Regions from separate parts of the Homo sapiens genome. Here region 1 is linked to region 2. A link is a loop called in an ENCODE intact Hi-C map of the cell type or tissue named here. Cell type or tissue: Caco-2. All regions are shown on one strand.

Region 1 (8,000 bases), 73 kb before region 2:
GGAATCAACCCCTGCATACATCACACTCAAGTCAAAGCCTGAAAAGCTGAGGAAGCAATCCCAACAGCCCAGAGGAACGTCCTAAATATCAATGTAAAGAAATAAGAAATCTTAAGTTGAAAATCATAAAAAATAACTAACTGAGTGACAATTACTCATCTGACTCAGTCTCACTCTTACCTCACCAAGTACTTTTTGTCATTTCTACCTCTCCTTTTAAGCCAAATATTAAAGCTTTTTTATGGAAATTATTTACCATGCCACCCTTGCGGGAACTGCTTTACTGGACTATTTGCAGTAGGACTATGTACTGCAGCACCCTGAGGGTAGGATATCAGACAGACAATCTCAATTACCGTAGCATTTTGCTTAATTACTATCCTTACAGCAGGAATAACAGTTACTAATAAAAAATAACACATGGGTCTTTCCAAACATGTGCCTCTGCCTCTCATTGGGAAAGAAATGTTGCTTCTATCTCAACCAATCAGGTCTCGTAAGAGAGGCTGCTAAAAATCTCAAACAAAGGGCTAAAATGCTAAGCGAATACCAAAACAACCAAATGAATTATTGGTTTGGGAACAAAAAGCATACCATGGGTCATCCCATTCCTGGGCCCTCTCCTAATAATAAGCCTAGGACTAATGTTTTTACCCTGCCTAATTAACCTTTTTCAAAGATTCTTAACTGACAGGAGCATGGCTATTTCACAGACAACTATCCAAAACATCTACAGACGGCATTGCTCCCGCAGTCAATCCGAGACCAAGGGACTCTCTACCTCTCCCACCCAGCAGGAAGTAACCAGAAAGAACACGTCGCCCCTGGTCCTTTTATAACTATAGGGTCTGGAATGACAGAGCAGGAGCACCGTCATCTTGGACAAACACCCCCATTTTCAGTTCCAGCTCCCTTTCTAACTTCTTACGTTTCAAGGAAATCACTTCTAACAAAAAGCAGCCAGAAAGAGTAGACAGTAAAACACAGATAAGACAGCTGGGCACAGCTGGGCACCCAAGTCTCTTGGGTAACCACCGAACTTCACACTCATGTTTTGGGAGTGTAAATGGGCCCCCAAAAATGGGCCCCAGTAAAAAAGTAGGCCCTAATAAGCACATTCCTTTCCCTTTAAATGCGCTAAGATAGACAAGCTAAAAGCAGACTAGGAGGTGGGGGGGGTATCCCTGCAGCTGCAGGGAGTTGTATGGGAACAGACACAAAACCTCCCCCTCCCAGATAAGCAAGGCGAAGAGATACAGAAACATTCCAAGCCTGTGATAACCTCTTCTGCCCTGAACCCTTAAATACTCTTAGCCTGTAAGAGAGAGTGACTCTGACCTAACTCGGCCAGAAGGCCCTCTCAGGTTTATTGTCCAAAACAAACCTGTCTTTGACTGTTGAGCCGCTTTTCCTGTTTCTTTCCTTTCTTTAACTCTTACATTCCTCCCCGGCATTCCTCGGGCACAGGTGTGGGCGGGGCCGCCACCAAAGGCTGCCTGATTCAGAGCACTCAGGGAGTCCTTTCGTCAGGGGGAACCCCTCCACATCCTACCAATCCCTTTCTAGAAGAAATAGCTTCTCTAGAAAAGGAAGCCTGCAGCTTTAAGGCTGATTCCAAAGATAGTTCTCGTAACTCCATGAACTCTTAATTTGCAACTGAAGCTGAGAGTCAGAATGATACGACTGAGGAACCCAACAAGGTCCAGAAAAGGAAGACGGATAGACTTCGACATCAGGGCTCCACAATGATCTACCTGGAGGCTAACCAGGGCATCCAGGGAAATCAATGCCGAAAAGGAAGGGAGAGGCTGTCACTAGTTCAAAACCAAGCATAGCAGAGTGTCCCAGTTGTGGAGAAGGACCAGCTAGGAGTGAAGGACCAGCCAAGACTGAGAAGGAACAGCCAGGAGTGTCACAGTCACCCCTGCTGAGAAGGATAGTCAATCCCAGAGGTCAGTGGAGAAGGACAAGACAGTGCCAGAGAGGAGCAGCTTCTGTGACAGGAGAGTAGTCACAGACCCTCAGGAGAAACCCACTGAGGAGCCCCTTGGGGACCAAAGGACAGTCACTGACAAATGCTCTCCACCCCTCGAGTTTCTGGATGACTCTCTCATTTAGAAATCCGAAAGCATAAAGATAGGGAGGTGGTGATGGAGCACCCCTCTTCAGGAAGCAACTGGTCTGATCTGGAGATCTCCACGGTCAGATTCTCTCAGGAGGAACCCGTCCCACTGAAACCCTCAGCCATTCCAGAGCCTTCTTCCTTCACTACTATGTCATGTACCTGCCTCATTTTTACAGTAGTCCTTGGTGTGAGTATGTCAGCTAGTGCACCAGCAGCCCCAAGCCTGCCGGCTACCTGTCTGTGAGCAGCAGCAGCAATGACGCAGCACAGGCTGGGAGGAGCAGCCCGAGTGCCTGAGTGATTCTTCCCCCAACTCTGCAGTGAGCGCCCATAACGTCTCCAGAGATGTGGAGGCCTCAGAGGAAGGCAGCTCCCAGAATTCTCACTCATTTCACTTCTCCAGAAGCTCGGGAGGAAAAGAGGTGAAGCAAAGAAGAACATTCCAAGAGGAGATGCCTCTGTGTCCTTGTGGAGGACACACATCCAGCTCCCTGCCAAAGAGCCACTGGGAGCCAAGCCTAGAGCAGGGCTTCACTGATACCCACTGTCATTTGGATATGCTGTATTCCAAGTTGTCTTTCAAAGGGACCTTGACTAAGTTCAGAAGAATTTACAGCAGCTCCTTCTCTAAGGAATTTCAGGGTTGCATCTCTGACCTCTGCCACCCTCACCCTGACAAATTGCCTACGGGGGGAGCTGTTGAAAGAGAATCTGGTCTGGGGGGCCTTTGGCTGTCACCCTCATTTTCCATGTTACTACAATAAGAGTCAGGAAAGAAATCTTTTACAAGCCTTAAGGCACCCCACGACTGTGGCATTTGGAGAAACAGGCTTCAATTACTCCTACAAGTGCACCATGCCTGTCCCAGAACATCACAAGGTATTTAAGAGACAGCTTGAGCTGGCTGCGTCTCTAGAGAAGCTTTGGTGATCCTCTGCCAGCAAGCTGACGAGGATCTGCTGGACACCATGAGAAAATGTGTGTTCTCTGACTACAAGATACACAAGCATTGCTTCACTGCAGCTACCTGGCCATGGAACCCCTGCTGAAGTACTTTCCCAACGTCGGTGGGCCTCATGGCAGTCCTGACGTACTCCTCCACCTGAGAAGCCCGGGAAGTGCTGAGGCAGATCCCACTGGAGAGAATCATCATGGAAACGGATGCTCCCTACTTCCTCCCTAGCCGGGTTCCCAAAAGCCTTTGCCAGTATGCCCACCTGGGCCTGGCCTTGCATACAGTCCTGGAGACTGCCAGAGTCAAAGATCTAGTCTCCCACACCCTGGCCACTTTGCGTGAGAACACCAGTTGCCTCTACAGTCTTTAAGCAGAGAGGGCACAGTCATTGGGAGTCTCCCAGAAAAGGGCAACTAGCAACCTGACGTAATACAGGCTGGCCTGAAGTCTGTGTCCCAGGGGGAGGATGTGTTTGGAAGGCCGACTGGAACACAGAAAACCAGGACGGGATATTTTTCCTCAAAGCGGGTCATGAGGCTTCAGTTTCTGGGTAGTGGGTGTGGAATGAGGGGTAAGGGGACTGCCTGTAATAGCATTGGGGTTTTGCCTCCCAGCCAAAATGCTCCAAGGTAGGAGCAAAGAAGGAGTGTGACATGAGGGTACAATGAGTTTGCCAATCCAAATCCTGTTCTCTGCAGCCTGTGTTTTTGAGCAGCCTGTGACTAAAGTCACCCTCCTATTCGTCTAAAAAAAAAAGAAAAACATAGTATGGGTATACATAGGGTATAAACAGCTATATATAAGGATCAGTACTATCCAAGACCGCAGATAGTTAATGGGGGTCTGGGAACAAATCCCCCAAAAATAAGGGGTGTCTACTGTGTCACCAAGTTAGATAAACTGAAAGCTGATTCTTTTCTGGATGAGTTCACAGAACACAGTTTGATTGTAAGCCTTTTCACCTTTTTTTTTTTTTTTGAGACAAGGTCTCACTCTGTTGCCCAGGCTGGAGTGCAGTGGTGCAATCTCGGCTCATTGCAACCTGTGCCTCGCAGGCTCAAGCGATCCTCCCACCTCAGCCTCCCAGGGAGCTGGGACTACAGGCATGCGCCACCACGGCCAGCTAATTTTTGTATTTTTGGTAGAGACGGGGTGTCACCATGTTGCCCAGGCTGGTCTTGAACTCCTGAGCTCAAGTGACTTGCCTGCCTCAGCCTGTCAAAGTGCTGGGATTACAGGCGTGAGCCACTACGCCTGGCCTGGCCTTTCCACTTTTGTCAAATGCTTTTCATGACTGAAGTTTCACACATAATAGAATTACTCACGTTTGCCATATTCCTAGCGTAACAGAAGCCAACCACAATAGTCCAACAATGAAGAATTTAGGCAAATAGAAAGTTAAACACTTTCTTTCTCCCTAAAAAGAAAAAAATAAGAAGTAAGAAATAAAGAAAACCAAATTGGTAATTGTACATAACGTGATTTTTCCATTGAGTATGGGCCTGCAGACAGGCTTCCATGGATAAATTCACCTTTCTGGGCTGTCCTCAGAGTTCGGGAGGGAGGACACAGTCTGGAACCTCCCCCGGCAGTGAGGGCGGCTCCGGCTCACCTGGACACGAATCCCGTGGTACACGCACAGCCAGAAGAGCAGCAGGGCGCACAGGAACATGGACTGAAAGAGGTCATCCAGCATCCCTGGGAGCCAGCTGTTGACCAGGAAGGAGAGGGGGAAGAACGGATCTGGAACACAAAGGGCAGAAATCCATGTGGAAAACAGGCCCGCCAGCACCTGGCAGACAGCACCCCATACCTCTGCGGGGTCAGCACCTAGCAGAGAGCACCCCATACCTCTGCGGGGTCAGCACCTGGCAGACAGCACCCCATACCTGTGCGGGGTCAGCACCTAGCAGAGAGCACCCCATCCCACTGCAGGGTCTGAGCTCACTACCAGCTTTTCTCCCTGGTCAGAGCCAAAGGAAAGGTAGTGAACCAATGGCTATTTTGTTTTCCAAAACACCTAAAAGCCACTGAACAGATTGCTGCACTGATCACGACAGAGCGCCGTATGCCACTGCCATCAGCTCCTCCCGGAGCCTGGGAGTTCCGACTGCGGCAGCTCGGGAAGCAAACACTTTTGGAGCAGGAAAAGAGGAACAGCCAGCCATGTCTGGCCACCTTCAGCCAAGTTCCAGGACTGCTGTGTCTGTAGCACGTCCAAGTTTTAACTACCGAACAGCCGCCTATTTGTTAGAGAGCCAGGCATCTGCCCCAGCTCGGTGGAACATGGCTCCTGGGGTGGCAGGGAGCACACGGCTACATGTTCCTTCTGGGGCTCCCTACGGGCTCTTCTGGGCCTAGGCCATCTCCAAGATGGCTTCCAGCTTTAGTTTTGTTTTGTTTTAAGAGACAGGGTCTTGCTCTGTTATCCAGGCTGGAGTGAAGTGGTGTCATCATGACTCACTGCAGCCTCAGACTCCTGGGCTCAAGCAATCCACCCACCTCAGCCTCCCAAGCAGTTGGGACCACAGGCACGCACCACCATGCCCAGCTAAATTTTATTTTTTGTAGAGTCTTGCTATGTTACCCAGGCTGGTGTTAAACTCCTGGCTTCAAGCAGTCCTCCTGCCCCAGCCTCTCAAAGTGCTGGGATGACAGGCACAACCCTGCACCTGGCCTCCAGCTTTACATTTTAAAGGGAAAAGTTCCTAAGTAAAAATGGAACTACCCACCATTGTAAAGTAGCAGCAGAGGCAGGAGAACAGACATCCACTTCTGCTCGATGCCCCAGTCTCTCATGGAAAATTTCCGGAGGGAATGCGCAAACAGGCACTGCAAACCAAATCAGGCCTCCAGTTACTGCCTTTGCTCACACCTTGCCTGCAGCCTTTGCTCACACCTTGCCGGCATACCAGGTTGTCTTCTCTAATCAATGGTCTAGGTGCCCCACTAAGAGTCGCTGCCTTAAGCCCTGGCTGAATTGCCTACTGTGTCCTGGAGGCCATCAGTGACAACCAAGACAAGGTTGTTACTTTCTGCAGAGAAGCCACAGCTAAGACAGGTTCCGAGCTGTCCTCACAGGAGCAGGAAAGGAGAAGGAACGTAATCCCTGCAAAAGGAAAGAGGACCCACCCTCTCACCACCACGGCGAGGAAAACAAGGCCCACTTCCACTGGGCCTGCTCCAGAGAGCCAGCACTCAGACGAACCCACCCAGGACACAGGCCACATCTGTGGGTGTGACAGGAGCCTCATGTTCCCGGCAGCGCAACTGCTACAGATGGCAGCAGCTTCCAAGATGGTGCCAGGGCTTGCCCATGAAAAGCCAAGAGAATGTAGGAGTCTTGTAACAAAGGTCAGAGGATGCGTTTCTTTTCAAACACCTCCCTGAAGAAGGTGTGTTAGGCCCATGGAATAAGTTTCTTTAAACTGCTTTAAAACATTATATAACATAATTTTTAGGCCAGGGTTTTGTTGTTGATTGTTTTCGTATAATCTGATATAAGCCAACAGTTTTCTAGGCAATGTGGGTTTCCTTGCCTAGGGACCATCTTCCCTCTTTTTAAGAACATACTTGGGGCCCTGAGTAATAAATAGCTCTTTGGACTCCAGAGTGTGGCAGGAGAATCTCAGGGCATCAGAGAGCCTTTGAGAAGAAGCAAGTGTTTCTGGCTGCCCAGACACAAATAACAGCTTTCTACTTTCATTTATGAAGCTCACTGCGGGAGCCCTGAGATCCTGGAGGCCCTGGGCTGGGCGTAAGCACCACAACCTGCAGCTCCCTGTGGCTCTAGCGCCCACGCCCTTCCCTCCAGCTCCCTGTGGCTCTAGCGCCCACGCCCTTCCCTCCAGCTCCCTGTGGCTCTAGCGCCCACGCCCCTCCCTCCAGCTCCCTGTGGCTCTAGCGCCCACGCCCTTCCCTCCAGCTCCCTGTGGCTCTAGCGCCCACGCCCTTCGCTCCAGCAGAGCACCCCCTCACATGTGCACGCGCCTGTGTCCTTCCATGCACAGTTACTCTGAAAAATACCAAGTGTTCCTGGGTGGACACATTTCCTAAATGTCACCTCCCCACCATCCCGCACAAGGACAAGCAGCTGATGCAGGCAGAACGCCACACTTCGGGCGGCAACAGATCACTAAATGAAGCACACTTTCCCTTCCTCCAATTTACCAATTCTTATCTTTGCAGACTGGGGCTCTGGGGGGGCTCCCTTGGGCTTCTCAGGGTAAGCATTTCCCCCAAAGTCATGTGGGTTTGTGGACACAAACCTCAGATCCCAAACGAGCCCAATGCCTGCATTTCCAAAACACTTCTCTTTGGCCTTATTCCTGAAAATGCCCAAAAACGCAAAGGACTGGCACAACTATAAAAATATAAAATATAAAAACCCAAGAGCATGCTGCATCTGCACTCAGAGAAGCTCATTCAAGTAAGGCAGCTTCCTTCCACACAGGTGAAATGGCACTTTTCACCGCACATGATCAACATTTACTTAAAAGTCACGGACGTGCACTCTACAGAAATCCTGAATACATGATACCACATCATTTTTTCTTGCACGGCAGCATCTCGGCAGACACACAGAGTTGTAATATCAGCACAGCCCACTGGATGGAGCATCTGAGTTCAGATCAATCTCCATGTGGCTTGCACCGAAGATCCTAACTGCATAAACCAGCTTCTTCCTGGCTGGGATCTGCTGCGGTCCATCAGGCGAATGGTACTCACAGTGACGATGAAGGTGAGCACCACAAAGAAAAACCGGAACCAGATTTCCAACCGGGAGAAGGCAGGGTTATAAGTCTTCCACTAAAATAGAAAGTGGAGAAAACAATTTGAAAAAAATATATATGCATCTAAGAGAAAATACACCAGATTACTAATAGTTATCTCTAGATGAGACAATATATACACATACAC
Region 2 (8,000 bases):
TACAGGCACGAGCCACCGCGCTCTGCTACCTTTGTCCATTCTACTATTTTTTAGTATCTGGCTACTTTCCAGTTTAGGAGTATTACAACCTGTGCTGTTAGGAACACTTTTTAGTACGTCTTCTGATGGCCCCATGTATGCATTTCTGCAGGGCATATACCCGACAGCAAATGCTGGGCCTGAGGAAATGTGTATGTTCAACTTTAGTAGCTGCTTGCCAAGTGGTTTTCCATAATGATTATAGCAATTTACCCTCCCATCCGCAGTGCGTGAACATTCCATGTCCTTGTTACCATTTTGGTGGGGTGTAGATACGGAGATTCAAGGAGTTTTCTGTAGACTTCAAGTTATTCTTTTTCTTTTAGAGACAGCCATAGAAAGCCAGCCAGCTTCCCCCATGAATATGAATGAGAAGCAGTAGCCCAAATGATTATCAGCAGCCAATTGCTATCAAGTTAAAAAGAAAGAACTTGATTACATCATTAAGCTGCCGAATCAGCAACCCAATTCATTCCCTTATTGTTTAGACTGGTTCGCTGTGGTTTTTCTGTTATGTGTATCTGAAAACATCTTTAGTGCTCTCTTCATAAAGTGTCTGAGTCTTATGAAAATCCGTGTGAAGAGGGTTTCTTTATCCTGATGTGGAAACGGATTGTCCAGTGAAATGCAATTAACTCACCACAAGGCCCGGCAGTTAGCAAGGAGTGGAACTGGGGCTAGAACCAGGATTTCAGATCCCTGGCCTATTGTTTTACCACCTTCCCTCTCCTGACAGGCAGTACAACTGTCACCTCTCATTTTGTGAAAATCGCCAAGAGTCCTTTGATCACATAGCTGCAGCTCTTCACTGATGCCAAATTATGTAGCAAATATGCAAACAGCCATGCTGCTGAACAGAGGGGCCAATCATGTTTTGTAAACGGAGCTTTAGCAGCTGTGTTCTTTGCTTCGCCCTGTTATGAGAAAACTGCCAACCACGTGAGGTGAGTCCCCGGTCCTCCAGGGGAAAGAGCTGGTGCGTTTTACTCATAAACCACCAATAAGGAAATGAAGACGGTGAGAAGAGAAGGAGCCAAAATCACAGTAGCAATTTCACCTTCCAGCTAGACAGATGCGGAGCTGTAACTAGCAGCTTCCCAACTTAGAAACCCGAGTATTTCACCTAGTTTTGTACAGCGACAATCCATTGATATAAAAATTCAATGGAGCTACTCAAGATAGTTCAGTGATCTAAAACATCTTCTCACTATAAAACAGACTTTGTGATTCAGCCTAACTGCCCTGTCTATACAAAATATTGTAAAGTACTCTGCAGTCAACTTGTGCTCATGGCGGGGGGCGGGGCAGAATCCATCACTGATCACTTCCAACCGCTGTGAATCTGTCTTCAAGCTCCAACTCAACTAAGGAAGTGGCTCCTGGAGCAAAGACTCAAATGCTTGCTGTAGTACAGGCAGCCAAATTGCTGATGTCACTTGTCCCGTGTAAAATCCTCTAGTGGCTTCACACTGCAGTCCCAGTGAAATCCACATTCCTTAGTCTGACCTTCAAGGCTCTTCAGGGCCTGGCCCAGCCTCTCTCTCTGACCACAGTGCTCCAGGCTCGCTGGTCTTCCATCTGTGCCTTGAACATTTCATGTTTTTATGGCCTCAGGGACTTTGCAATACTCCTTCCTCTTCTGGGAGTTTCCTCCCTGCCTCCTTGTCTGGTTAGCTCCTCATTTTTCAGTTCTCAGACAAATGTCACTTTCAAGATGAGCCTCACCTGACTACCTTCTGTGTGGCAGCACCCTGTCAGTCTCTCATGTCACTTGGTTTATTATCTGTAAGCCCCAGGAGAGCAGAGACCCTGTCTTGCTCACCGCTGTATTCACAACGCCTAGAACAACAGCAGGAACATAAAAAATGCTCAGTAACTACCAGGTGAATACATTGGTCAGTGAATAAAGATGGAGATTAACCACTGGGGTGTGTTCTCTTCTCGACTATTTGCACTGCGATCATTCCACTTTCACTAGCTGTGTTGCCAAAGAAATATTCCCAAGAAAAGAAAATACAGGAAAAAAAAAAAAGGCCAGGCATGGTGGCTCACGCCTGTCATCTCAGTACTTTGGGAGGCCAAGGTGGGAGCATCACTTGAGCCCAGGAGTTTGAGACCAGCCTGGGCAAGACAGGGAAATTCCATCTCTAAACAAAATATAAAAATCAGGTGATGGGGCACAGGCCTGTGGTCCCAGCTACTCAGGAGGCTGAGGTAGAAGGATTGCTTGGTTGAGCCAGGGAAGTGGAGGATGCAGTGAGCCAAGATTGCACCACTGCACTCCAGCCTGGGCGACAGGGCAAGACCCTGTCTCAATAAATAAATAAATAGGAAAAAAAAAAACAGAGTAGGGGGCGGGGGACGGGGGACTAGCAGAAAAGGAGATTGGAAATAATCTTATTTAACAAGTATGATATGAAACTGTGGATTCTTTTCCCATACCCTCAGGTCTTCCAGGAGGCTGCATTAGACAGATTTCCAGGCTCGCCCCAAAGCTACATCACATGATTTTTTACATTTGTTTAAAATGGGCTTTTTCACTCAGTAACCATGACCACGGTCCCGCTGCGTTGCTGATTAGCCCGTGGGAAGGCATTAGGTTTTTTAACAGATGTGAGGATAAGTGTGACACGCCTTTTTCTGAGCAGGTACCTATGATGAGTACAGGATAGGTCTTAGAAAAATGACCACCCGTTCCCCATAGCAGTGCGACACCCTCGCCATCCTTAGCACAGAGTGAGTAAATCATGATTAAACCTCAGCTTTCTGAGACCTTCTGGTTCAGACTTCCCATTTAACAGATGGGGAAGGTTGAGGTGGGGGGGTGAGGGAGCTTTCTACCGACTCGCGATAGGGTCCTGTCCCGACACCGCCAAGCCTTTGGGTAAATCGGCCATTGGCGGTGAACAGACTTTCCTTCCCCTCCGAACTGCAGAGCGCAGAGAGGAAGGGGGCGGGGGCCGGCGCCAGGGTCTGCAGTCCCCACCGCTCTCCCCTAGGCCGCTGAAGAGGGAGACAGAGATGAACGCAAACAAGTTCCACACAGCCGCTCCCAGGCGCCGTGTCCCCGCATGGCGCCCCGCCGCGTCTTCCCCGCCGCGCCCATCCGCCCCCAGCCCTTGGCGGCGCCCCCGCCTCCGAGGCGTCCTGCAAAGCCTAGGGCGCTCAGAGCTGCGGCCAAGACCCTCCTCCCGACGCCGCAGCGCGCGCGGTCGCCTCCCCAGACTGCGCCGCGTGAGGCCCGAGCGGGGGCGGCGAGGCGGGCGCGGGGGGAGAACGACGCGGGGCGCAGGGAGGAGCCACAACCCGCAGCTCCTTTCCGGGGAGGCGGGAGCCTCGGCTTGGGTTTCAGCTGAACGGAAATCGGCCCTTCGCCCGGGGGCGCCGGGCTGCCCTGAATCCAGGAACCTGCCCGCCGCTGCCAGTATCCCTGCTCCCCGTCCCCTTCCTGGTCCCTCCCAGATCCCCGCCCCGACCCCGTCCCCATCCGTAGGCTCCGCGCCCGGCCGGCGGAGGCGGCCGTCGGCGGGACCAGGCCAAGGCCGGGGCGCGCCGGGGTCCCGGAGGGGACTGCGGCCCGGAAGCCTCCGGCCGCCCCGCCGCTGCCCGCGCCGCGCCCACCTGTAGTAGCGGTCATCCTTGAAGGGCGTGAGGTCCTCCTTGAGCTCGCGGTACGCTTCCCGCAGCCGCCGGCACAGGTGCTTGAGCTCGCTGCAGAGCGGGGGCTCAAAGGCAGGGTACTCGGCGTCCATGCCGCGCAGCCTCCCGGGTCCCGGTCCCGCCGCTCCACCCTTTGTGTCGCCGCCTGCGCCCCCTCTCTTCTCCCAGCACTGGGGATCGGGCTGCTGGCGCGCTGGGCGGGACCGAGGAGGAGGAGCAGGTGCGGGGGAGGTGGTGAGGGGGCGCGCAGGACTCGGACCCAGTGCGCTCAGGGCTCCGCCGCGAGCACGCGAGGAGCTGGACACGGCGCGGGTGGGGGCTGGGGGACCCGGCCCCCCGCCCCGTGAAGAGGCCTGAGTGGGGGAGGGAGCCGCGCCCATCCGCCTCCGCGCCCATCCGCCGCCGCCCCGGGAGAGGCAGAAGGCGGGGGAGGAAGTGCAACACAAGGTCGTCTGCCGCCCAGGACAAAAATCTCAGTGCCGCCCTCGCCATTGGCAGCGCTGGGAAGGGAAGACACTGGAGGTGGGAGCACGAAGGAAAATGGTGCTTGGGGGCGGACCGAAGGCCCTTTCCTGCTGGGGAGGTCAAAGGCTGAAGCCGGCTACCGCGTTCAGCACCGCGGACAGCTCCCGCGGGCGACTTCTGGCTTCTTGGGCTCCACTTGGCCGAATGCAGAAACATTTAAAACTAAGCCCATTAGGGTTATAGTCATAATAAATATTATTTTTAAATGAAGTGTGTCCAAGTGAGGTGCTTCTTCCCACATGTACTAAAACCACCAAAAAAAGTCTAGGCAGAGGAGTTTCTCACCTTCTACAAGCTCAACACTAGTGTGCAAACTATAGTTAACCAGTTAACACGTCTTCTACGGAATGGCTTCTCCAAAGCGTGGTGTGATCTCCTCTTGTGAATTTTTCCAATAATAGGTGGAAAAACAGTCTTTCCAGACGATGTTAGTGCATTTCCAACTGAACCCAGGGCAGGTTTCCACGCAAGGTTGATCCTGCCTGCACTGGGGGAAACCTCTTACTTTTAGGGACAAAACCTACACAATTGAACCTAAATAATTGTGGAATATCGATCCCAGGAATCTGTATTTGTCCAAACTCCACAGGCAAGTCTAATGACCACTCAGGTGCCAGTGGTCTCAGCATTCCCATGTTTCCTGCTGTCTGTGCCTACTCTGTCACTCCACCCACTCTTCCTTGCTCTGTATTTTTATTCCCTCCCTTTACATTTTGGAACAGCTTTTGTATGCTAGCCAGGCTCCCTATCAGGGCTTGCACATCTTCCCATAACTGCTGATCATCTTGCATTGCGCACAGTTAGGTTTTAGCCTTAATTCATTAACATGAGCATTTGTGTTTAATCATCTCAGTATTTTTTTTTTTTGAGACGGAGTCTCGCTCTGTCGCCCAGGTCGGACTGCGGACTGCAGTGGCGCAATCTCGGCTCACTGCAAGCTCCGCTTCCCGGGTTCACGCCATTCTCCTGCCTCAGCCTCCCGAGTAGCTGGGACTACAGGCGCCCGCCACCGTGCCCGGCTAATTTTTTGTATTTTTAGTAGAGACGGGGTTTCACCTTGTTAGCCAGGATGGTCTCGATCTCCTGACCTCATGATCCACCCGCCTCGGCCTCCCAAAGTGCTGGGATTACAGGCGTGAGCCACCGCGCCCGGCCTCAGTATTTTTTTTTTAAAGAGCTCAGGTTTGGTAATATTCAAAATATAGTGCATCAAGAGCCGCACTAAGAAGAACTTCAGAGAACACACATGCAGATTTGTTTTCTGAAATGAGAGAGACTGTGAGTTCAGCATGTGCCATATTTTAAACATTGTATCATTGGCTACAGAGAGCTTATTTTTAGGAGGTATATAGGCCAATCTCCAAGATACATCAAAACACTTAAAAATCCTCTACGGAGCCTTCCTTAGCTTCTCAAGCCTAGTTTTTTTTCCTCCCTCTTTGAAGTACAGTAGCCCCTCGAGGATAATACACATCTGGCTCCAGCACTGTGAGGTACTAATCTATTTTGTCAGCTCTTTTACTACAAATCACTAGAAATTCGAGATAAAACACACACACACGGCCGGGAACGGTGGCTCATGCCTGTAATCCCAGCACTTTGGGAGGCCGAGGCAGGCAGGTCACGAGGTCAGGAGATCGAGACCATCCTGGCTAACATGGTGAAATCCCATCTCTACTAAAAATACAAAAAATTAGCCGGGCGAGGTGGCGGACGCCTGTAGTCCCAGCTACTTGGGAGGCTGAGGTAGGAGAATGGTGTGAACCTGGGAGGCAGAGCTTGCAGTGAGCCGAGATTGCGCCACTGCACTCCAGCCTGGGCGACAGAGCGAGACTCTGCCTCAAAAACACACACACACACACACACACACACACACACACACACACACACAGTGACTGTGCCTGTTATGCACAGCTGAGCCACATACTACAATTTCTTTTTTGTATATTTTATTTCCCATAGAATTAATGGTTGTCATTTTTATTGCTTGATTTTTAAATATACTTATTAATATAACCTCGGGTCCTGCACCAATTGTCTAATTTCTCTTTTAAGATACTCAGGTGCATGAGACAGCCTGTCAGCTTCACCTTTGTGAATGACAGCTCTCATGGGCCTTCTGACCAGCTGTAGAAAAAGTTATCTTCACACCCAGTGCATGGGTGCCTGGAGGGATCTCCCCACCATCATCCTGGTAATTATCTCCCCTCTGTTCTGTTTGAATCCCACATTTTCTATTTGCTGGTAGAAAATATCTTCTACAAGATTTTGAGAAAAGATGCATGGGATGCAAATTTTTTGAGGTTCTGGATGTAGGAAAATGTCATTCTTTTACACTTTCTTAATAGCTTGGCTAGGAATAAAAAATTTGGTTGGAAATAGATTTTTTTGTTTTGTTTTGTTTTTATTTGTGAGACGGAGTCTCGCTCTGTCGCCCAGGCTGGAGTGCAATGGTGCAATCTCGGCTCACTGCAACCTCTGCCTCCCTGGTTTAAGCAATTCTCCTGCCTCAGCCTCCCAAATAGCTGGGATTACAGGTGCTTGCCACCATGCCCGGCTAATTTTTGTATTTTTAGTAGAGATGGGGTTTCACCATGTTGGCCAGGCTGGTCTTGAACTCCTGACCTCAAGTGATCAGCCTTGGCCTCCCAAAGTGCTGGGATTACAGGCATGAGTCACTGCCCCCAGCAATCGGAAATAATTTACCTCTAAATTTTGTAGGTATTTTTCAATTGCCTCTTGGATTCTAGTATTGCTGTTGAGAAGTCCAAAGTCATTATAAATCCTGATTCACCTTACACAGACCAATTGTTTTTCTCTCTACAAGGGTATAAGAGCTTCATTTTGTCCACAGTGTAATGACATTTCAAGATTATGTTATACATTGGCCTAGACTTTTTTTCCTGACAATCTAAGTATTTCAGCTTGAATAAACTTTCTTGAGTTGTTTTTTTGATAATGTCCTTTCCTCTCATATTGTTGCTTTCATGTTTGTTATTTCTTTCTGGAACTCCTATTAATTGAAAGTTGGTCATCCTGAATTTGCCCTCTAATTTTTTTACTAGTTTTCATTTATTTTTCTGTTTCCTCCACTTTTGTTCATTATTTTTTGTTCATTATTTTCCAGTTCTTCTATTAAGATTTTCATTTCTACTATGATGCATTTTTTTTGTTTGTTTTTGTTTTTGTTTTTTGAGATGGAGTCTCGCTCTGTCCCCCAGTCTGGAGTGCAGTGGCGCGATCTCGGCTCACTGCAAGCTCTGCCTCCCGGGTTCACACCATTCTTCTGCCTCAGCCTCCCGAGTAGCTGGGACTACAGGCGCCTGCCACCATGCCTGGCTAATTTTGTTTTTGTATTTTTAGTAGAGACGGGGTTTCACCGTGTTAGCCAGGATGGTCTTGATCTCCTGACCTCATGATCTGCCCGCCTTGGCCTCCCAAAGTGCTGGGATTACAGGCATGAGCCACCGCGCCCGGCCACTATGATGCTTTTAATATCCAAGAGTTTTGATTAGTTCTCTGAATGATCCTATTCTTGTTTCATGGATACAATATCTTCTCTCTCAAGACTAATGATAATATTAAAATATTTCCTTCTCTGCCAGGCGCGGTGGCTCATGCTTGTAATCCCAACACTTTGGGAGGCCGAGGCGGGCGAATCACGAGGTCAGGAGTTCAAGACCAGCCTGACCAACATGGTGAAACCTTGTCTCTACTAAAAATAAAAAAATTAGCTGTGTGTGTGGTAGTGCCCACCTGTAATCCCAGCTACTGGG

What was found. Peaks named below come from ENCODE experiments on the same cell type or tissue, not always from the same donor. Only the 100,000 strongest peaks of a DNase experiment are listed, where the experiment ranks them.
Region 1: a loop joins it to region 2, with 7 times the contacts of the local background. A loop is called at or near these places in 3 of 110 quality-filtered maps.

The regions. Positions count from the first base shown.
Region 1 is chr6:158,605,156-158,613,155 of GRCh38, reverse strand. It overlaps TMEM181 (transmembrane protein 181), which reads right to left. Exons shown (of 17, transcript NM_001376852.1): 7 at 7,809-7,889; 8 at 5,813-5,912; 9 at 4,693-4,823; 10 at 4,406-4,497. MIR7161 (microRNA 7161) reads right to left here and starts at 3,449; the gene lies at 3,366-3,449. It also overlaps the pseudogene TATDN2P2. RefSeq lists an enhancer at 3,336-3,837. In Caco-2, a CTCF peak has its summit at 7,671; DNase peaks (open chromatin) are centred at 1,335 and 7,715; H3K4me3 peaks cover 207 bases.
Region 2 is chr6:158,532,526-158,540,525 of GRCh38, reverse strand. It overlaps a transcript of TMEM181 not described here. Among named protein-coding and RNA genes, the nearest start is that of TMEM181, 24 kb to the left of the region's middle. RefSeq lists an enhancer at 3,155-3,449. In Caco-2, no CTCF peak of the experiment used is centred here; DNase peaks (open chromatin) are centred at 3,425, 3,714 and 4,265; H3K4me3 peaks cover 1,846 bases.